2 separate regions of the Homo sapiens genome follow, and region 2 is linked to region 1. A link is a contact called in ENCODE Hi-C or POLR2A ChIA-PET data. All regions are on one chromosome and are shown on one strand. Each heading gives the region's core, a stretch centred on a gene start or an enhancer-like site at or near the end of the contact. The rest is flanking DNA. Distances are from core to core; before and after follow the strand shown. Region 1 holds the start of ARL6IP4 (ARF like GTPase 6 interacting protein 4). Region 2 holds the start of PITPNM2-AS1 (PITPNM2 antisense RNA 1).

Region 1 (3,361 bases), core at 682-3,181:
CAGGTGCTGCTGCACGAGCTCGGGCTGGACGAGCCGCTGATGACACCACTGCGGGAGCGCTTCCTGCAGCCGCTGATGGCCCTGCTGTACCCTGACTGTGGCGGGGGCCGGCTCGACAGCCACCGGGCCTTTGTGGTCAAATACGCACCGGGCCAGGACCTGGAGCTGGGCTGCCACTATGATAATGCCGAGCTCACCCTCAATGTGGCCTTGGGCAAGGTCTTCACAGGGGGCGCCCTGTATTTTGGGGGCCTCTTCCAGGTGAGTGTGTGACCCATGCGGCAGGGCCTGGGGCAGCTGTGAGTGCCCAGGCCTGAGTCGTGCCATCTGCAGGCACCCACAGCCCTGACGGAGCCCCTGGAGGTGGAGCACGTGGTGGGCCAGGGTGTCCTCCACCGTGGCGGCCAGCTGCATGGAGCCCGGCCCTTGGGCACTGGTGAGCGTTGGAACCTTGTCGTCTGGCTCCGAGCCTCTGCTGTGCGCAACAGCCTCTGTCCCATGTGCTGCCGTGAGCCCGACCTGGTGGACGATGAGGGCTTCGGTGATGGCTTCACCCGAGAGGAGCCCGCCACGGTGGATGTATGTGCGCTCACCTGAGCTTGCTTGGGCCCAGTGTGGGGGTGGCAGGCAGGTGAGGGCTCCGTTGCCTTGGTCTGGGGGCAGAAATAAAATCCCCGCAGCCTACTGCACTTCTTGGCTCAACGGTGTGCCAGCTTCTGGGTCATTCTATGGGCAAAGATGCTGCCTTAGTTCAGGTTTGTCAGAAGCAGGGTCTGGAATGGGGCTTCAGCGAGGGAGTCAGGGAAGCAGGGGAGGGGAGGGAGCAGCTGGGCAAGGAAGTGGCTTCAGAGGACGTCCAGCCTCAGCTGGCCCCACGGAGAGCTCCAGGCAGAGCCCACAGTACCACAGTGTGCCCACACCACCGGTTACTGGCTCCTGGATGAGGGGGCCAGAGAGGAGTGAATAACTTCCCAGACACTTATCTCCAGGGCAGGGTGCCTTCCAGTAGCCAAGGGAAGCCTCCAGAGAGCACAGATGTGAACCCTCAGCAGCAGGCATCACCCCCCAGTGGACTCGGGTGGGCCACCAGTAGCATCTTCTAGATGGCAGAGGGGTGAATGGCAGGGCCAGGAACCAGGCTGCCCGGGTTCCCATTCTGCTTCTGCCACTTCCAGCTGTGTGGCTTTAGGTGAGCCTTCACCTTTTGGTGCCTTCGTTTCCTCATTTAGCACCTACCTCCTAGAGCTGTTTTGGGAGTCAAATGCGCTGACGTATATAAAGTGCTTTGCAAGATCCCTTTGTGTTTGCGGCTGTCATTGTGGAAGAGTTGCAACTTGGGGGCCCGAGATTGGATGAAGCGCACAGCCACGCTTTGGGTTACACATTTGAAACTCAGGGGGCTTCCATATTGCAGTCTTGAGTTTGGTCTCCCTGGGAAGGTGGGGCACCAGCCCCATGCCACGTTGCACGTATCAGCTGGAGCAGAATCCTGGCTTCCTTCCGGATGGGCCTGGGGTCCATGCCCGCGCTCACTGCCAAGATCTTTCTGGCCCCTACGGACACGAGTTTGCGACCTCTGAGTCACTGGGTGGGCGCGTCGGAAAGACCAGGGCGCCTCAGTCTGGAGCTCGCAGTCGTATGGAGAGGGCAGGACCAGCCGGGGAGGAGGGCGGCGCGCGCGAGGGTCGCCTTCTTCCCAGGGCACCGGGGGCGTGGGTGCTGCGGGCGTGCGCCGAGAGGGCAGCCTTGGAAGTGGGCGCAGCTTCGGCAGACACAGGCGTGAGGGGCTGCGGAGCTCGAGGGCCGGCGCCCCTGCTTGCCTCTGCGGGAGGTGGGCGCGCCCGGGACGGAACCTGGGGCGTCAGAACGAAAGGCAGCGGCGCCGCGCTTCCCAGCCGGCCAGCCTCCCGCGCAGCGCCCCGGCCGGAAGCCTCCTCGCCGCCGCTTCCTCTCGAGAAGGCGCGGGGCGGGCTGTCCGGCCCGCAGGGCGGTCGAGGTGGGAACGGAGCAGCCCCGGGGGCCCCCTTGAGGCGGCGAGGCCGCGAAGGGCGCGGGGCTGGAGGGTAGGAGAGCGCGGGAAAGCGCCCCAGACGCCACTCGCGGCGGACGGCGGCCAGTTCCCAGGGGTTTGGAGCCGGGTGCGCAGGCGTGGGGCCTCCGGGCACGGGGCGGGCCCTTAACAGGCACCGCTGCGGGGACTGGAGTCGGCGGAGAAAACCGGGGTCCCCAGCGCTGGGGGTGGGTGAGGGTCGCTCATTTTCCCGGGACGGTGACGGGTACTGGGCGTCGCCAGGCCCCGGCCCCGCTAGAGCCACCCTTGGAGCCCGCCCGCGGCCGGCCTTGGGGGCTTCGGCTCAAGCGCGTCTTCTTCGTCGCCAGCCCGCGGCGCCATGGCTCACGTCGGCTCCCGCAAGCGCTCGAGGAGTCGCAGCCGGTCCCGGGGACGGGGGTCGGAAAAGAGAAAGAAGAAGAGCAGGAAAGACACCTCGAGGAACTGCTCGGCCTCCACATCCCAAGGTCGCAAGGCCAGCACGGCCCCTGGGGCGGAGGGTGAGGACCACAGGCATCGGGGAGAGGAGGCGCAGTTACTACCCGGGGAAGTCGGGCGAGCAGTGGTCGGGGACGCTCAGTCATGCCTCTGTGCAGCCGGGCCTGAGATGTGAGGGCCAGGCGCCGCAGGAGCCAGGAAGGGGCTCCTCTGGGAAGCTCCATCTCTGTTCTGGAAAGCCCCTCAGGAAGCGCTCACCCTGTAGCCGGTCTGTGCCTGCCCCAGGCCAGAGCAGGGGACGAAGGTTTACCTCTTCCCCTCCTGGCCTTCCAGCCTCACCTTCTCCCTGCATCACAGAGAGAAGCAAGCAGAAGGCCCGGAGGAGAACAAGATCCAGCTCCTCCTCCTCTTCTTCCAGTTCTTCTAGCTCCTCTTCTTCCTCCTCGTCCTCCTCCTCTTCCTCCAGTGATGGCCGGAAGAAGCGGGGGAAGTACAAGGACAAGAGGAGGAAGAAGAAGAAGAAGAGGAAGAAGCTGAAGAAGAAGGGCAAGGAGAAGGCGGAAGCACAGCAGGTGGAGGCTCTGCCGGGCCCCTCGCTGGACCAGTGGCACCGATCAGCTGGGGAGGAAGAGGATGGCCCAGGTACTGTGCTGCCCAGCACCTGAGAGGGAGAAGGTCGCTTCCCAAGGCCTGGCCACCACCTCCGTCTTCCCTTCCAGTCCTGACGGATGAGCAGAAGTCCCGAATCCAGGCCATGAAGCCCATGACCAAGGAGGAGTGGGATGCCCGGCAGAGCATCATCCGCAAGGTGGTGGACCCTGAGACGGGGCGCACCAGGTGGGGAGCTTTCGGCCTGACTTACACCACAGGATC
Region 2 (3,361 bases), core at 474-2,973, 100 kb after region 1:
TTATGATGAAAGTGTTCAAGCATATGGCAAAGTTGAAAACATTTTATAATGAACATCCATATATTCACCATCTAGATTCTACCGCTTCTTCTCACTTTTTTTATTGCAGTAAAATACATATAACACAAAATTTACCATTTTAACCATTTTAAAGTGTTCACTTCAGTGGCATTGAGTATATTCACAATGTTGTGCAACCACCACCTCTATCTAGTTCCAGAGTTTCAGCATCCCAAAAGGAGACCCATTAGCAGTCTCTCTCCAGTCCCCTCTCCCCCAGCCCCTGTCAACAACCAATCTACTCTCTGTCTGTCTCTATGGATTTGCCTATTCTGGACATTTCATATAAATGGACTCATAAACTACATGGCCTTCTGTGTCTGGCTTCTTTCACTCGGTATCCTGTTTTCGAGGTCCATCCATGTTGTGGCGTGTGTCAGTCCTTCATTCTCTTTTATGATTGAATCATATCCCAGTACATGGATGGACCACATTCTGCTTATGCATTATCCATCAGCCAATGGACATGTGAGCTGTTTCCACCTTTTGGCTATTGTTGTCACATTTTTTTTTTAAGACACAGGGTCTCACTCTGTTGCCCAGGCTGGAGTGCAGTGGTGTGATTATAGCTTACTGCAGCCTCGACCTCCTGGATTCAAGTGATTCTCCCACCTCAGCCTCCTGAGTATCTGGAAATACAGGCCAGGGTCATGCCACTGTGCTCAGCTTCTCACTTTTAAAATGAAGTCTTCAGAGCCCAGTGAAATATTCCAGAGCCCCTCCTAAGGGATTTGTTCCCAAAGTTGCAGGCCCAGAGGCCCCAAACTGAGTGCTCATCTCACCCTGCCTTTCCACTAAAGCAATGCTCCCCATGGGTGACCAAGTAAGGGAGGCTCCAGCTGGCCCTGGGGCCCAAGGCAGAGATCCTAAAAGCCTGTGTGTAGCCCACAAGTGGGCCTCCAGCCTCCTCCAACCCATCCCAGGTAAGCAGTCAGCTGGGCAGGGAGACACATGCATGTGCCAACCCCACACCCATGCTTTGAGATCAAATGAAACCCGGTGCCAGGACCACTGGCACTCACTGACTACGTGACTAGCCAGTCATCACCCCTCTCTGAGCTTCAGCTTCTTCAGCTGTGAATGGGGCAACAATCTCTACCCCATGGGTTTGCTCTAGAGATGATGCTGGCGCCACCCAATAGAACTTTCCCCAGTGATGAACATGTTACACACCTGCACTATCCAGTGCAGCTGCCGTGACCTGCCACTGGCCCCAGGTGGCTACTAAGCACTTGAAATGTGATGAATGGGAGTGGGAAATAGAACTTTTCCATTTTATTTCACTTTAATTTATAATTGAACTTAAATAGTCACACTAGACTGGTGGTCAGTTCTAAGGCCTGAGGAGATGACAAGTGTAAAAGGACGCATGGTCCAGGCCCAGGCCTAGCTCCTGGTCTCTTCCCTCAACCCCTCCTCTCCTACTTACCCCACAGTGTCTGGGCAGGGGAGCAGGCTCTGTCCACAGCCTAGCTCCAGAGGCACCTCTAAAAGGAGAGAAGGTGGATGGTGGGGCTCTCAGGGAACAGCATAGATACCAACTGGGGAGTGGGCACCATAGACTCCATAATGACGTGGGTCTGGAACTGCAGGCCTCTCCTCTGCCCTGTTCTAGAACCCCTCAACTGCTGTTTCCCCTAGCAACTCCTGCGGTTATCCCTGGAATGTCTGGGCAGGGGCTGTAAAATTGGAATAGGTCCCCCCCCACTCCTTAATGTGGTGGCAGAGACCCCTGAGGGGAAATGCAGAGGGCCTTGGTTCTCGGCTGGGCTGTGGAGCTGGGCACTCAGGGAGTTTCACATAGCCACGAAGCTGCTTTCTCAGGCTCCTCTGGCAGGGAGCGTCAGGATGAGAATCCAGACCTGACTGCCACCCAGCCCTCTCACTTCGCAGATGCAAAAATCCAGACTCAGAAAGGGAGGTAACTTCTCCAACAGGGCGGGGTCTGAAGCCCAGGGTCCCGACCCCACCAAGCTGGCCCTGCAGGAGCCTCCTGAGAGGTGTCTCGGGAGCAGACCCAGGGGAAGGGGGCACTGTGCACTCTTGCCGGGTAGGCAAAAGTCTGTCTGCTTCTTGGCAGCTGTGTGGCTTCAAAGCCCAGACAGCAGGGACTGAAGACTGAGCAAGCCACCCCTCTCCTGTCCCAGACCCACCTGAACCCACCAAAGCTGGGAAAGGAGGGGTAGTGGAGACTCCAGAAAAACAGGAAAAATTTAAACTCAACCACTAAGTAAAGCATCATTAACTCCTGTTGTGCTGAGCCCACAAACAGGTAGGAGTCATGCAGAGGTGGGAGCTGTAGCTGAGGATGGGCCTGTACCCCCACCCTGCAAAGCCTTCTCCTGGCTCCCTCAACAGACTGGCCAGAAGGACCAGGACATGCTCAAAGCCCTGAATGGCCTCTCTCCACCCACTCAGAGTGAGGGCCTGCAGGCTCTGCCCTGCCACCTCTCCGCCCTGGCAAGGCCGTGGGCAAGTTCCTGCCTTGGGGCATCTGTACTTGCCACTCTCCCTCCCCTCTGCTCAAGGGCCCCTTCTCACTAAGGCCTTCCTTGACACCCTGATGTAAAACTTGGCCCTGACTCTAACCCTGGCATTCCTCTGACCCTTTCTAATTTTCTTCAGAGCGTTGATCGTTATCTAGTACCCGACTTACTTTTCTTTCTTCTTTCCTTTTTATTTTAAAAATTGTACATGTAACATAAAATTTACCATCTTAGCCATTTCTTTATTTTCATTTTTTTGAGACAGAGTCTTGCCCAGGCTGGAGTGCAGTGGCACGATTTCAGCTCACTGCAACCTCTGCCTCCCGGTTCAAGCGATTCTCATGCCTCAGCCTCCAAATAGCTGGGAATACAGGCGCCCACCACCATGCCCGGCTAATTTTTATATTTTTAGTAAGACGGGGTTTCACCATGTTGGTCAGGCTGGTCTCAAACTCCTGACCTCAACTGATCCGCCCGCCTTGGCCTCCCAAAGTGCTGGGATTGCAGGCGTGGCCACCGTGCCTGACCCATCTTAGCCACTCCCAAGTGCACACAGTTCTATGGCATTAGGCACATTCACATTGTTGTGCAACATCCCCACCATCCTTCTCCAGAACCAATTCACCTTCCCCAGCTGAACTCTACACATTAAACAATAACTCCCCATTCCCTCTTCACCAGCCCCAGCACTCACTGTTCTACTGTCTGTCGCTGTGCATTTGACAACTCTAGGGACCTCATCATATAATCATGGTAAGTGGAATCATACAGTATTTGTCCTTCTGTGTCTGGCTTCTTTCACTGAGCATGTCTTA

The links. Hi-C counts contacts between places; a loop is a spot of excess contacts on that map. ChIA-PET counts read pairs that join two places held with the same protein, here RNA polymerase II (POLR2A). Pooled maps may share reads with other maps.
Region 2: a map of natural killer cell shows a loop between it and region 1 (2.9-fold over the local background). The contact joins the promoter of PITPNM2-AS1 here to the promoter of ARL6IP4 in region 1. A Hi-C loop is called at or near these places in 6 of 168 maps with a recorded cell type or tissue (CD4-positive, alpha-beta memory T cell, CD8-positive, alpha-beta T cell, HepG2 and 2 more), 1 of 37 single-sample maps with no recorded cell type and 13 of 50 pooled maps. POLR2A ChIA-PET finds 5 or more read pairs at or near these places in 17 of 52 experiments (A549, BJ, CD4-positive, alpha-beta T cell and 11 more).

What each region holds. Positions count from the first base shown.
Region 1 is chr12:122,978,750-122,982,110 of GRCh38, forward strand. ARL6IP4 (ARF like GTPase 6 interacting protein 4) reads left to right here and starts at 1,932. Exons shown (of 6, transcript NM_018694.4): 1 at 1,932-1,996; 2 at 2,380-2,550; 3 at 2,822-3,130; 4 at 3,208-3,325. The coding sequence starts at 2,391. OGFOD2 (2-oxoglutarate and iron dependent oxygenase domain containing 2) reads left to right here. Exons shown (of 7, transcript NM_001304833.2): 6 at 4-261; 7 at 334-1,293. The coding sequence ends at 597. RefSeq lists enhancers at 1,129-1,348, 1,505-2,010, 2,011-2,516 and silencers at 1,599-2,238, 2,249-2,348.
Region 2 is chr12:123,079,661-123,083,021 of GRCh38, forward strand. PITPNM2-AS1 (PITPNM2 antisense RNA 1) reads left to right here and starts at 1,724. Exons shown (of 3, transcript NR_038290.1): 1 at 1,724-2,332; 2 at 3,228-3,299. All of the region lies in intron 2 of PITPNM2 (phosphatidylinositol transfer protein membrane associated 2), which reads right to left.